Regions from separate parts of the Homo sapiens genome. Here region 2 is linked to region 1. A link is a contact called in ENCODE Hi-C data. All regions are on one chromosome and are shown on one strand. The core of a region is the stretch at or near the end of the contact, and the rest is flanking DNA. Distances in the headings are between cores, read along the strand shown.

The links. Hi-C counts contacts between places; a loop is a spot of excess contacts on that map. Pooled maps may share reads with other maps.
Region 2: a map of CD4-positive, alpha-beta T cell shows a loop between it and region 1 (21-fold over the local background). The contact joins the promoter of ASB1 here to the promoter of COPS7B in region 1. A Hi-C loop is called at or near these places in 3 of 168 maps with a recorded cell type or tissue (CD4-positive, alpha-beta T cell, CD8-positive, alpha-beta T cell and naive thymus-derived CD4-positive, alpha-beta T cell) and 9 of 50 pooled maps.

What each region holds. Positions count from the first base shown.
Region 1 is chr2:231,784,179-231,789,655 of GRCh38, reverse strand. It overlaps COPS7B (COP9 signalosome subunit 7B), which reads right to left and starts at 3,211. Exons shown (of 7, transcript NM_022730.4): 1 at 3,118-3,211; 2 at 924-1,101. The coding sequence starts at 1,085. It also overlaps the pseudogene RPL28P2. RefSeq lists silencers at 2,954-3,213, 3,304-3,483, 3,494-3,573.
Region 2 is chr2:238,423,438-238,428,914 of GRCh38, reverse strand. It overlaps ASB1 (ankyrin repeat and SOCS box containing 1), which reads right to left and starts at 1,988. Exons shown (of 5, transcript NM_001040445.3): 1 at 1,796-1,988. The coding sequence starts at 1,844. It overlaps LOC124908002 (a long non-coding RNA gene), which reads left to right and starts at 2,021. Exons shown (of 2, transcript XR_007088163.1): 1 at 2,021-5,477. RefSeq lists enhancers at 1,240-1,359, 2,872-3,407 and silencers at 1,610-2,129, 2,150-2,539.

The sequences.
Region 1 (5,477 bases), core at 1,962-4,461:
ATGCAAATCGCCACCACCAAGAACTCCGGGGCCACTCTCAACAGCATCCAGCACATGCTCCACAAGAAGTACCATCACCCAGATCTATGCATGGCAGCTTCCACAGAGCCAGCACCAGTCTGCATAGCCAGAAGCCTGTGAGGATGAAGAGGAAGGGGACCTGCCCCACCAATCCGCCAAAAGCTCCTGAGCACCAGCCTCCACCCCACAAAACAATAAAGATGCTTACAGACTTTTCTCAATAAGTGAATAAATATAAATAAATAAAAATGTTCAAATTGGAAAGTAGAGGTTGAGAAGTATAGATTGCTTTACATCTCTTTGTTCCTTCTGTTCAATGGATCTTCTCATTTTTGAGGCACAATGACCAAAACTGGATATCCAAGGTTTTAATAACAAGCAAGCAAACAAGTAAAATGAACTATGTCCTAGCTTTTCATGTCATATCTAACACATCTAACACATTTAGCACAACACTGCCCTTTTCCTCAAGAACAATACACTCCTATTCATGTCCATCTTATGTTCAATAGCAGTATGTTTCTGCTGTGTGTCCCTGACCAATCTTCCTTATCGATATTGCACTGGAGGTTTCTGGTCCTTAAGAATGCATGAATCTACTCCTATTAAACAGCCCATGCTTACAGCACTACTTTTCTAATTTATCAGGATCAATTTGACTTTTTTACTATCTTTTAGGTTATTATTAGCAACAATCTAATTTTACCCAAGGTAAGATAAAAATACTGGATAAAAGGAGCCAAGGATATTCTCTCAATCTCTCCCTCTGCCCCACCAATTCCCATCTGTCTCACAATAGGGTACCTCACAGGTTCACAATACTTCAGCACTGAAATTCTTTGGAAACCTGGAGAATTACAGAGTCTTAGAATAAAGAGAAATTGTTTGCAAACCGTTCTTACCTCCTGCACGTTGGCCAGCTCCAGAAGTTCTCCAAAGACATACACTCCGGGAGCCTCTAAGACCTGGCTTATGAGAGCAGTGAGGGCTGAGCCACTGGTACCTTTGGCTAGTAAAATAAACTGCTCCAGGAGATTACTTGAGGGTTTCTGTTCCCCTGCCATTCTCTGGCCTTGAAATCTGTCCAAAAGAAAATTGTGTCAGTCATTCTTCCTTCTCCTTTGCAAAGTCTGTGCCTATTCAGTGCTGAATCAAACACCAGAATACTTTACTTTTATAGTGTTGATAAAGAAAAAACAGGACAAGTGCAGTGGCTCATGCCTGTAATCCCAGCACTTTGGGAGGCTGAGGCGGGTGGATCACCTGAGGTGAGGAGTTCGAGACCAGTATGGGCAACATGGCAAAACCCCATCTCTACTAAAAATACAAAAATTAGCTAGGCTGGTGGCAGATACCTGTAGTCCCAGTTACTTGGGAGGCTGTGGCACAAGAATTGCTTGAACCCAGGAGGTGGAGGTTGCAGTGAGCCAAGATTGTGCCACTGCACTCCAGCCTGGGCAACAGAGCGAGACTGTCTCAAAAAAAAAAAAAAAAAAAACAGTTCCTGAGTCCAGATGCAATGACCACCTTATGAGATGGGTGGAGTTCAACCTGGAGTTAAAAGGATCTTGTCCTAAATTCTGGTGTTTGAAACACACTTTGTAAAAGTCATTTCACTTCCACCTGTCCCTCCTCCAGAGGCAACACCTTCTAAGTCCTTAAACCTGACCAGGACCTAAAGAAAAACACATGAGTTTCTCAGCAGCTGTTTTATATCCACCTCGTTTATACATTCTGGTTAAGAAATGGAGGATACTGCCTATACACAGAGGCACCGGATGTAAGCAAAAGCAATCAGTTACAGCTCCCACTGTGTCATCAGAATCCAATCTACAGCCAGACAGATAAGGAAAACAAAAAACCAGACAAGAAAGATGTCTCATTTAATCAAGTCAAGTAAGCACAGATAAAGGGAGACATCATTTTGAAAGAAAAGTAGCGATATATTCAAACTAAGAACATACATGCTGTGTAAGACCATGGGGAAAAATCCCTGTATTCGGCCTCCTCCTGATACGACATTTTAACCAAACGTGACTTCAGAATGTGTAAAAAAAAAAAAACCTCAAGAAAACGATAAAAAGATTTGGGAAAACAGTGAAAATATTGTATCAGCGCTCCGAAGACATTAAGTACAGGAGGGTCCCTCAATTGTGTAATCTAATTACACGCTGAGTGTACAGGAGTTCCAGGTAAGATTTCTCCTCCAAGAATGATACATATTAGAGCAGCGTGACAAAATGAACGAAAAACGGTATAGTAGAGTGCAGCAAAGAACAATTTGAAGAATAGTTTGGTGCAAGAGGAACTAAGTTTTGTGTTGGCAGGCACACAGATTAGTTGCCCTTTCACAGTATTAGAGAAACAAGTATGTCGCCTCACTTAGGGTTACCTAAGAAGGTCCGGCCAGACACAGGAAAAACAATGAAGTGCTGGGGAACAACGAGTTTGAGGACGGAAGGGAAAGGGAAAAGAGAAGGGGAGAGGATACGAGGAAGAAGGAAAGGAGTAGGGAAGAAAGGAGGGTCGGTGACGGTAAAGAGGGAAGGAGCGAAAAGGCCCTTCCAAGAGGACCCGTGTGAAGAGACAGATGGGGATCTCTGCAAAGAGTCCCAATGTTAGGAGGTGGGGGTGGAGAGGGGGTAGGGAAATGGAGAGAAACTTCTGTCCCTTCAAAAAATCTCGGCTTAAGGAGCAAAGCCTGTGGGCGCAGAGAATGTAAAGAGACGGAGACAGTCGCTTTCTTCTGGAGTGGGAGGGCCAGAGGCTAGGCACAGAGCGGAGATAAATTCCCGTCAGGGGAGGGCGCTATTTGGATGGACTGGAGAGGGGCAAACGAGCAGCCTTTGGGGATGGGAGAGCGAAAGCAGCCACAGCACTGAAGCTGAGGGTCGCAAGCTGCAGCAGACCTCACGGTGGGCGGTATGCTCCAAGCAGGGCCGCAGGCGTGGAGTGAGGAGCCGCGGGACGCGCTCCCCAAGGCGGGGGCGGGGCGGGCACGGCCGCGGGCTTCCTTGGCGGCGGGCTCTAAGCCGGATCGTCTGGCCGAGCCTGGAGCGCCGGCCCCGCTCGGCCCACCCTCTCGCTAGCTCCTACCTGTCCACGCCACCTCTCGGTCCTCTTAGTCGCTGGCTCGGCCTCCCGGCGCCTGCCCGCAGGTTGTCAAGCGTCCATGATCACCCCGGCGTCCGGCGCTTTTCTGTCTCCGCCGACCCGTCGCCCGTGCAGCTCCCCCGGAAGCCTCCCACCGCTGCACTCGCGTTCCGCCCACACAAGGTTCCACCCGCCGCGTTTACAGCCTTCGACCTCCGGTGGGGAAGTGGGAGCGAGGGGGCGGGGAAGAGTCTGCAGCCCGGGAACCAGGCGGGGAGGGGGTGGCTAGGGGCCCAAGGAGAGGAATGCGGCCTAGACGGTACTGCAGCCCAACCGTCGCCATCGCCATCCCGGGCCCCAAATCCTCCCCTTAGGCTGTGCTTTCTCTCTCAGGAGCTCCCCATGGCTACTGCGCTACCCCTGGGCACCGAGATACATTAAGCCTACTAACTACCACTTATTGAGCGTTTTACCATGTGCCAGGTGCTGTACATGCATTATCTCGTTGAATTCTCATAACTGTGGCTTGTATTATTGTTCCCATTTTTCAGGTGAGTTAACTAAGTCCAAAAGTCAGAAAGTGACAAAGCTTGCTATCTTTGTCAAACCCAGGCTATCTGAGGCCGAAGACGATGTTCTTGACCTCTATTCAGAAAATGTTTTAAAATAAGCAAGAGATGGGTTAAGCCAACAATGGTTCTATGACCAAAATGTCATTGATAGAGTTGCATCTGGTGCTTACCAACTCCCCTGGGAAGATGGCTAAGAAATGCCACATAATTGAACACTTAAACTGATTCCTGTATACACCACAGTCTTTCAGGTCTTGAAAATGAGAGAGAAAAACAGCCCTATTTGCCTATCGTGCGTTAGAATGCAGAAATGAGACAGGACAAATGCAAAGGAGCCTAGCATCAACCAACTCATTCATTTATTCAAAAACATTTCTTTAGCACCTATTATGTCCTGAAAAGTTATATGAAGATAAAACAAAGCTCTTACCCTCAAAAGCTCCAATGTGTTAAATGCTATGGGGAAGATATGACAACACTTTGGAAGCACAGAAGAGGTTGGGGAAGAAAAAAACAGACAAAAAGGGGAAAAAAGGGGGGTAGTGCCCATTGTCACAGAGGCTCGCACTGTGCAGCATATACTGATGTCAAAAAGAAACCCAGAGTGGTTTGACCCCAGGGTTTTCAAGAGTGAGAAATGAGGGGTACAGAGCTGGAGTCAGGTCATCAAAGGTCTTGGAATCCACATGCCAGGTACTGGGGAATTACTTAGGCTTTTTAAGCTAAGGAGAGGTATGAATAATTGCCTTGTTAGAGTGATCATGCTAGGTGCTATAGGAGTGGATTGGATGTGGAGAGAATTGGAGGCAGGGAAAACCTCCGGTGAGGTGACCGATTTATTCTAGATAAGAGATTGTGTTGCCGGGCGCGGTGGCTCACGCCTGTAATCCCAGCACTTTGGGAGGCCAAGGTGGGCAGATCACCTGAGGTCAGGAGTTCGAGACCGGCCTGGGCCACATGGCAAAACTCTGTCTCTACTAAAAATACAAAAATTAGCTGGGCATGGTGATGCACTACTAATCTCAGCTACTCTGGAGGCTGAGGCATGAGAATCGCTTGAACCCAGGAGGTGGAGGTTGCAGTGAGCCGAAATTGCGCCACTGCATTCCAGCCTGGGCAACAGACTGAGACTGCATCTCAAAAATACAAACAAAAACAAAGGTAGTGGCAATTGGGGATGAAAAAGAAGGGACACTGTTGGAGACATTTAGACTATAGAATCTATAAGACTTGGTGACCAGTTGAATATAAGGAGAGGGAGGGAGCATAACACCCAGGATTCTGCGCTGGGAGGCCAGAGCTGTCTAGAGCTAGTGTTAAGTGAACAGGGCTATGGAAGAGGAGGGACAAATATGAGAGTGAGAGGAAGACAAGTGAGTTTAGTGTGACTTCATAGAAATTCCAGCAATGCCTCTACTTCCTCTAGAACAATGTCCAGACTCCATGGCTGCAATTTGGATTTAGTATTTTGGTTTTTTTTTCCCTTAAGAGACAGAGTCTTACTCTGTCACCGCGGCTGGAGTGCAGTGGCACTATCATAGCTCACCTCAGCCTTGAACTTCTGGGCTCAAGGGATCCTACCACCTCCACCTCCCAAGTAGCTAGGACTAGAGGTGCGTGCCACCACACCCGGCAAATTTATTCCTTTTTTTTTTTTTAAAGATGGGGTCTCACTATGTTGCTCAAGCTGGTCTTCCCTGATCTCAAGTGATCCTCCCACCTTGGCTCCCAGAGTGCTGAGATTACAGGCGTGAGCCACCACGCCCAGGCAGTGGCTGCACTGAAAGCCCT
Region 2 (5,477 bases), core at 739-3,238, 6.6 Mb before region 1:
AAGATTCAGGTGTAGGGCAATAACCAACAGGTAAATGGCGGCCACAGGACTTTTGCTGAGCCCTCTTCTGGGCCCCCTCTGCTGGCCTCTGTGCTATCCATTCCTGGCCCTGCTCAAAGTAGACTCAGAATCTTTCCCCAGCTCCAGATTCAAAAGCAACTTCAAGTTTGTGTTTCGCTGATCAACTACTCCAATGACAACACAACTGCCCCAGGATAGCACTTAAGCTTCAACTGAAAATCTGTTGCCCCTCTACCCGAGGCCGAAACACACTGAATAACAAAACAGCAGTGCATGAGGATATAAAAAGGAGCCCTCAGCTGAGTGTGGTGGCTGCCGCCTGTAATCCCAGCACTTTGGGAGGCAGAGGCGGGCAGATCACCTGAGGTCTAGAGTTCGCTATCAGCCTGGCCAATATGCCAATATGGTGAAGCCCCGTCTCTACTAAAATACAAAAATTAGCCGGGCATGATGCCAGCACCTGTAATCCCAGCTACTAGGGAGGCTGAGGCCAGAGCATCGCTTGAACCCCCGAGGCGGAGGCTGCAGTGGGCCGAGATCACGCCACTGCACTCCACCCTGGGCAACAAGAGCGAAACTCCGTCTCAAAAAAAAAGGAGACCTGTGCAGCCGACAAAGCCAGTGTTTATTCCCCAGGAACTCTCTTTATACTGGGAAGTAGCTGTTGGTCCTCTTTTTCCCACGGAACACGCATCATTCCGTCTCTCACTCTCACATGAGATGACATCCTAGACCCTAAGGTCCTGGCTGTCTCTGAAGTCAAAGTCAACGCCAACCAAAGCCCAGGATGGTAGATGCTTTGTCTGGCTTTTTCTGGTCACTGCAGTATCCTCTGCTGGGTCTAGCCAACAGCAGGTCTTCAATACAAGTCTGTTAAATGATTGGAAGGAGGTGCAGAGGGAGGGATGGATGGAAAAGCCTATCTGCACCAGTCTCCAAGTCAATCTTTTAAGATGTTTAAGAAATGTATTGGTTTATTACTAAGTAGGAGAGGAACCCCTCCAAAGACAAATATAGGCATGTAAAGAAAGCCCAGAACACACGAAACTATTGGCGCGAATGGCAAGCTCAGAAATCCAGCAAGAAGGAACTCCCACCACACCACCGGGAAACGGGAACCTGTCCTGACCGCTTCCTTCACATCTGCATGGTAGGGACACTGCAAGGTGGAGACCCTAAGTAGGACAGTTATTTTGGAAGGTGGGTGTGAGCCTTTCTATCTGCCTCCCTTGCTGGTGGGCCAAAGGCCCCTGGACATGTTGTGTCACTGACGAGCTCGCTGGAGACGGCGTCCCCGTTGTCCCTGGTCTGTGCCTGTGGTGGGTGGGAAGGCTGCCCCCCGCTGTACCACCGGACACGCCGTGGGCGGCAGAATGGTGAAAAAGTGCCTGCCCTCCCTAGGGCTACCCTCTGGCTGGCTTTCCTGATCCGTGCGCTCAGAGCTGGAAGGTGGCCCACGTCCTACTTTTGCGGTTGGGTCATATCAAATCTGTATCGGCTAACGGGAAGGAAGTTACGAGCAAGTTCCACCGGAAAGAAAATCTAGCGCGGGGACTGCACTCGAGGCCGAGGAGAGGGCAGCGCGTCCGTGGTGGGGTCGCCCAGCACTGCGAGCCGCGCTGAACCCCACCCCCGGCCTGCAGGGTGCGGCTCCCTGGCTGCCCCGTGGACCCGGCCAGCCCGGGACGAGGACGCAGGACCTCGGCAGGGACGCCGGAGCCAGCCCTTCGCCATCCCCACACGCCCCGCGGCCCAGTGGCCGCGCGCACGTTACCTGCGGAGCCCGGCCCTGCCCGCCCGTCTGGGCTGCCGCCCTCCGCCATGGATGCTTCCGCCTCCGCGGCCGCCCCTGACCCGCGCACGCCCCTCGGGCAGGAAGCAGAACGACCCGCGACCACTTCCGGCGCCGAGGGCAATGGGGGGCGCGTCGGGGTCGCGGCTTCCGGCGGGCGCGCGCCGGCCTCACTGGTTTCCGGGGCCGCGCAGGGGCCACGCCTCCGCTTCCGGCCTCGCTGTCTAGCAGGGCGCTGGCTGGTCCCTTCGTCCGGCGGGAACTTCGCGGCTAACCGACTCTCTGGATGCCGGCCGCGCTGTGGTTTCCTCACATAAGAAGCCAAGGAGTCGGAAAGCCCGTTGCCTGAGGCAGCAGTCTGGGAATTTCGGTCCGGCGGGCCGTCCCCACCCACACGGACGGGGCGTGGCTTCTGCCAGATGTGGGCGGGGCCCCGAGGGCCGTGGCGGGCGGGACCCGGGCCTCGGCCGGGCTGGCTTGGTCCCCGCAGGTGCCCCCCGCTAGCCACGAGCAGCCCCGGGAGGGTGGATTCGGAGGCGCGGGGACTGGTGAGGGCCCACTGCAGGGCTGAGCGTCGCAGCGTGCTGTGGTTTTAGATGAATGCTCCTCCAAATCCCTTCCATGAAGCCCTCAATCAGGTCGGTAACTGATGACAGCCAGTGGCTGACGCGAAGTTCATTGAATAAATGAATGCATTCGTGAACAACCGAGTAACATTTCTTGCACACTCCCAACTTCAAATATCGCAGCGTCGTCCCACCATGAGTATTGGTGTTGGTCCTAAAGCACGGATTCCCTTGGCTCCTCCCATTCTCCCCTGCTGAGTTAGACAGCGGGGCCTCATGCAGGAGGAGGATTTGTACACAGCACAGCAGGAGGCTGATGAGGGAGTCCGGAGACCCCAGCAGTCGTGGGCGTGAGCTGCTGGCTCATCCGTGTGTACAACATTCCAGACTGGAGTAAGGGAAGCCGCAGGCGCAGCCCCGCGAGTGCCCCTGCTGAGGCTGGCCCTGGGTGGCCCAGATGCACCAGGGGGCCCACTGGGGGCAGACCTGGCAGGCCCTGTGGGGGTTGGAGGCGGGAGTGGGGGTACTTCCTACAGTGGTGTTTGGTCTTGATGACAGCAGAGAGCACCACTGGCATGAGGGACAGGTGACTCCGATGATGACGCTGCCAGGCCAGGAGCCAGGGGTGTGCCCAGCCCCTGGCTCCACCACAGCTGCACATCCCGAACTCGGAGCTTCAGCAACTCCGAAGCCTGAAGCCGCCTCACGTGTTGTTGGATGGATGAATGGATAAACGAAATGCCGTCCATCCATACAATGGAATCGTACTCAGCCTTAGAAAGGAAATGCTGTCCGTCCATACAATGGATTCGTACTCAGCCTTAGAAAGGAAGGGAATCCTGACACACGTCACAACACGGATGACCTTGAAGACGTTATGCTGAGTGAGATAAGCCAGCCACAAAAAGACAAATACAGTACTGTGTGATTCCAATTATTTGAGGTCCCTGGAGCAGTGAAATGGTGGAGCGGAATGGGGGTTGCCAAGGGCTGGGGGAGTGGGGAATGAGGAGTTAGTTTTTCATGGGGACAGAGCTTCAGTTGAGGAAGATGAAAAAGTTTTGGAGACGGGTCACACAGCAATGTGAATTGTGCATTAACAGTACTGAACTGCGCATTTAAAGCAGGTTAAGTTTTATGTTCTATATATTTTACCACAATTGTTTTAAAGAATTTTTTAAAAGAGGTTCCGGTGCAGTCAGTCAGGGGTGCGGGTTGGGTGTTGGGTGGTTCAGAGCACCCAGGTGATTCTAAAGTGCAGCCTGGTGAGAGCCACGTCTCCGGGGGCCTCCGCTGCTCTGCCTGCCTGGTCCCGGTGGGCTCACAGTGAGCGTTCTGCGTGTCGGTAGCCTTTGCATCAAGGTATTGAGTCCCTGAGCAGAGTGGCCCTCCTGCACCTGCACCTCCACCTTCCCTGCCACGTGTTGCCCTTGGGATCCTGCCTCTTAGAAGAACCTGAGGCCGCACGTGGTCTGTAGCGGGGAGGTGGCCTCACATGCCCACCTCCGTGCCTCCTAAATGCCCACATGGTGCAGGGCAGTGTCCACAGAGCCAGCAGTGCTGGAGGGGGAAGGACACTCAATTGCTGGCCACTCTGCCAATACCATCACCCCCATTTCTCAGGACCCTGAGATCTGGGGGCCTGGTGCTATGCCCAAAACCACATAGCCCACAGGTGGCTGAGTTGGGATCACATCCAGACTGTCCAGCCCTACAGCCTGTCTCCCCCTCTGACCTCACCTCTCCAGAGTCCCTCTTCTTCCAGGTCCTCTGAGCCCAAAAGACCCACCAACACAGGGACACTCAGTGACCGCTAGAGATGAAGCAACTTGGGTCCCATCACCTACAAGCAACAGGGATTTACCAGTGCCTACCAGTGCCATCCCAGCCCAGCACAGCAGCAACAGGACCAGTGCAGTGGGCTGTCTTGCCCCTCCAGGTCCCAGTGGCTCCCTCCCGTTTTCCCACCCCTAAAATCACCCGTCGCTTCCTGTTGCCTCCTGGAGGCTCAGGCCTCCCCCAAAGTGTCCCCAGTGACCCCTCTGTGGAGCCTAGCCCAGTCTTTGTGGTGGAAAATTTGGCAGTCTAGCTAAAGCATAAGAATGAATAATCCTTGATCAGAAATGCCTCTTCCAGGCATTCATTCTAGGGAAATAATCAGATGTGGGGGAGATTCAGCTACAGTAGTGCTCATTACCATCATTTTATAACAAAAATGTCCAACAATGGACTTTCTGGTTCAGGAGGTCTGAGAAGGGGCCCCCATCCCTCATCCTTCCTGTTGCAGGGAACTGGGGGCCCCTCTGGAAGCATGGCAGGTATATGGGGGGCTGGAAACATGAGCTCCACAGCTGCAGGCTGGTGAGGATCCTGCTGGGCCTGGGTGTGCTGGTGCTGCTGTCGCTTAACCCCCACAGCTGTCTCCGGGAATTGGGCAGCAGATGTCACCCAGGCAGGGACCAGAAATGGGAATCTCTCCTGATCCTAGGCCCTGTGGGCCTGTGTTTGGGGTGTCTCCTCCCAGGAGGCCCAGCCCTCTCTTCCCCTTTGAAGGATCTCCTGCTTTGAAGGAAGCAGGGGATCTGAAGGTTTACCAGGTGAGGCCACGAGATGAGGGCAGCCCGCTGACCCTCCAGGCTTTGCCCTGGAAACATCTTTACCAGCCCCTGCCCCGCAGACCCTGTCTCAGGCCTTGGAGCCCACCTGCAGAGAGTCAGGGTGTCTGCCCCAAGCTAGGGAGGCAGATCCACATCCTTCCAGCTGAGTCACCAGGACAGGGTGACTCCTCTGAGCACCAGCTGCCTCCCTGTCAAATCGGGCTGATAATACCCACTTTGCAGGCTTTGTAAAGACACAAAATCCCATAGAATGTGCCACAGGCTTCCTGGGGCAGAGAGAGCCTCAGGACACAGTGGGCATCGGTGCCATGGCTGCTAACGCTATGGCATGGCTTTGCTGAGTGGAGCCACGCCCACCTCCAGCCTCCCACCCCACCCCACCCTGTCCTAAACTGAGCCCACCTTCTCTGCCCAGCTTGGAACAGAGCAGGGCTCAGGGGTAGACGCAGTGTCCCAGCAGGCCCTCAGCTTGGGGCTGGT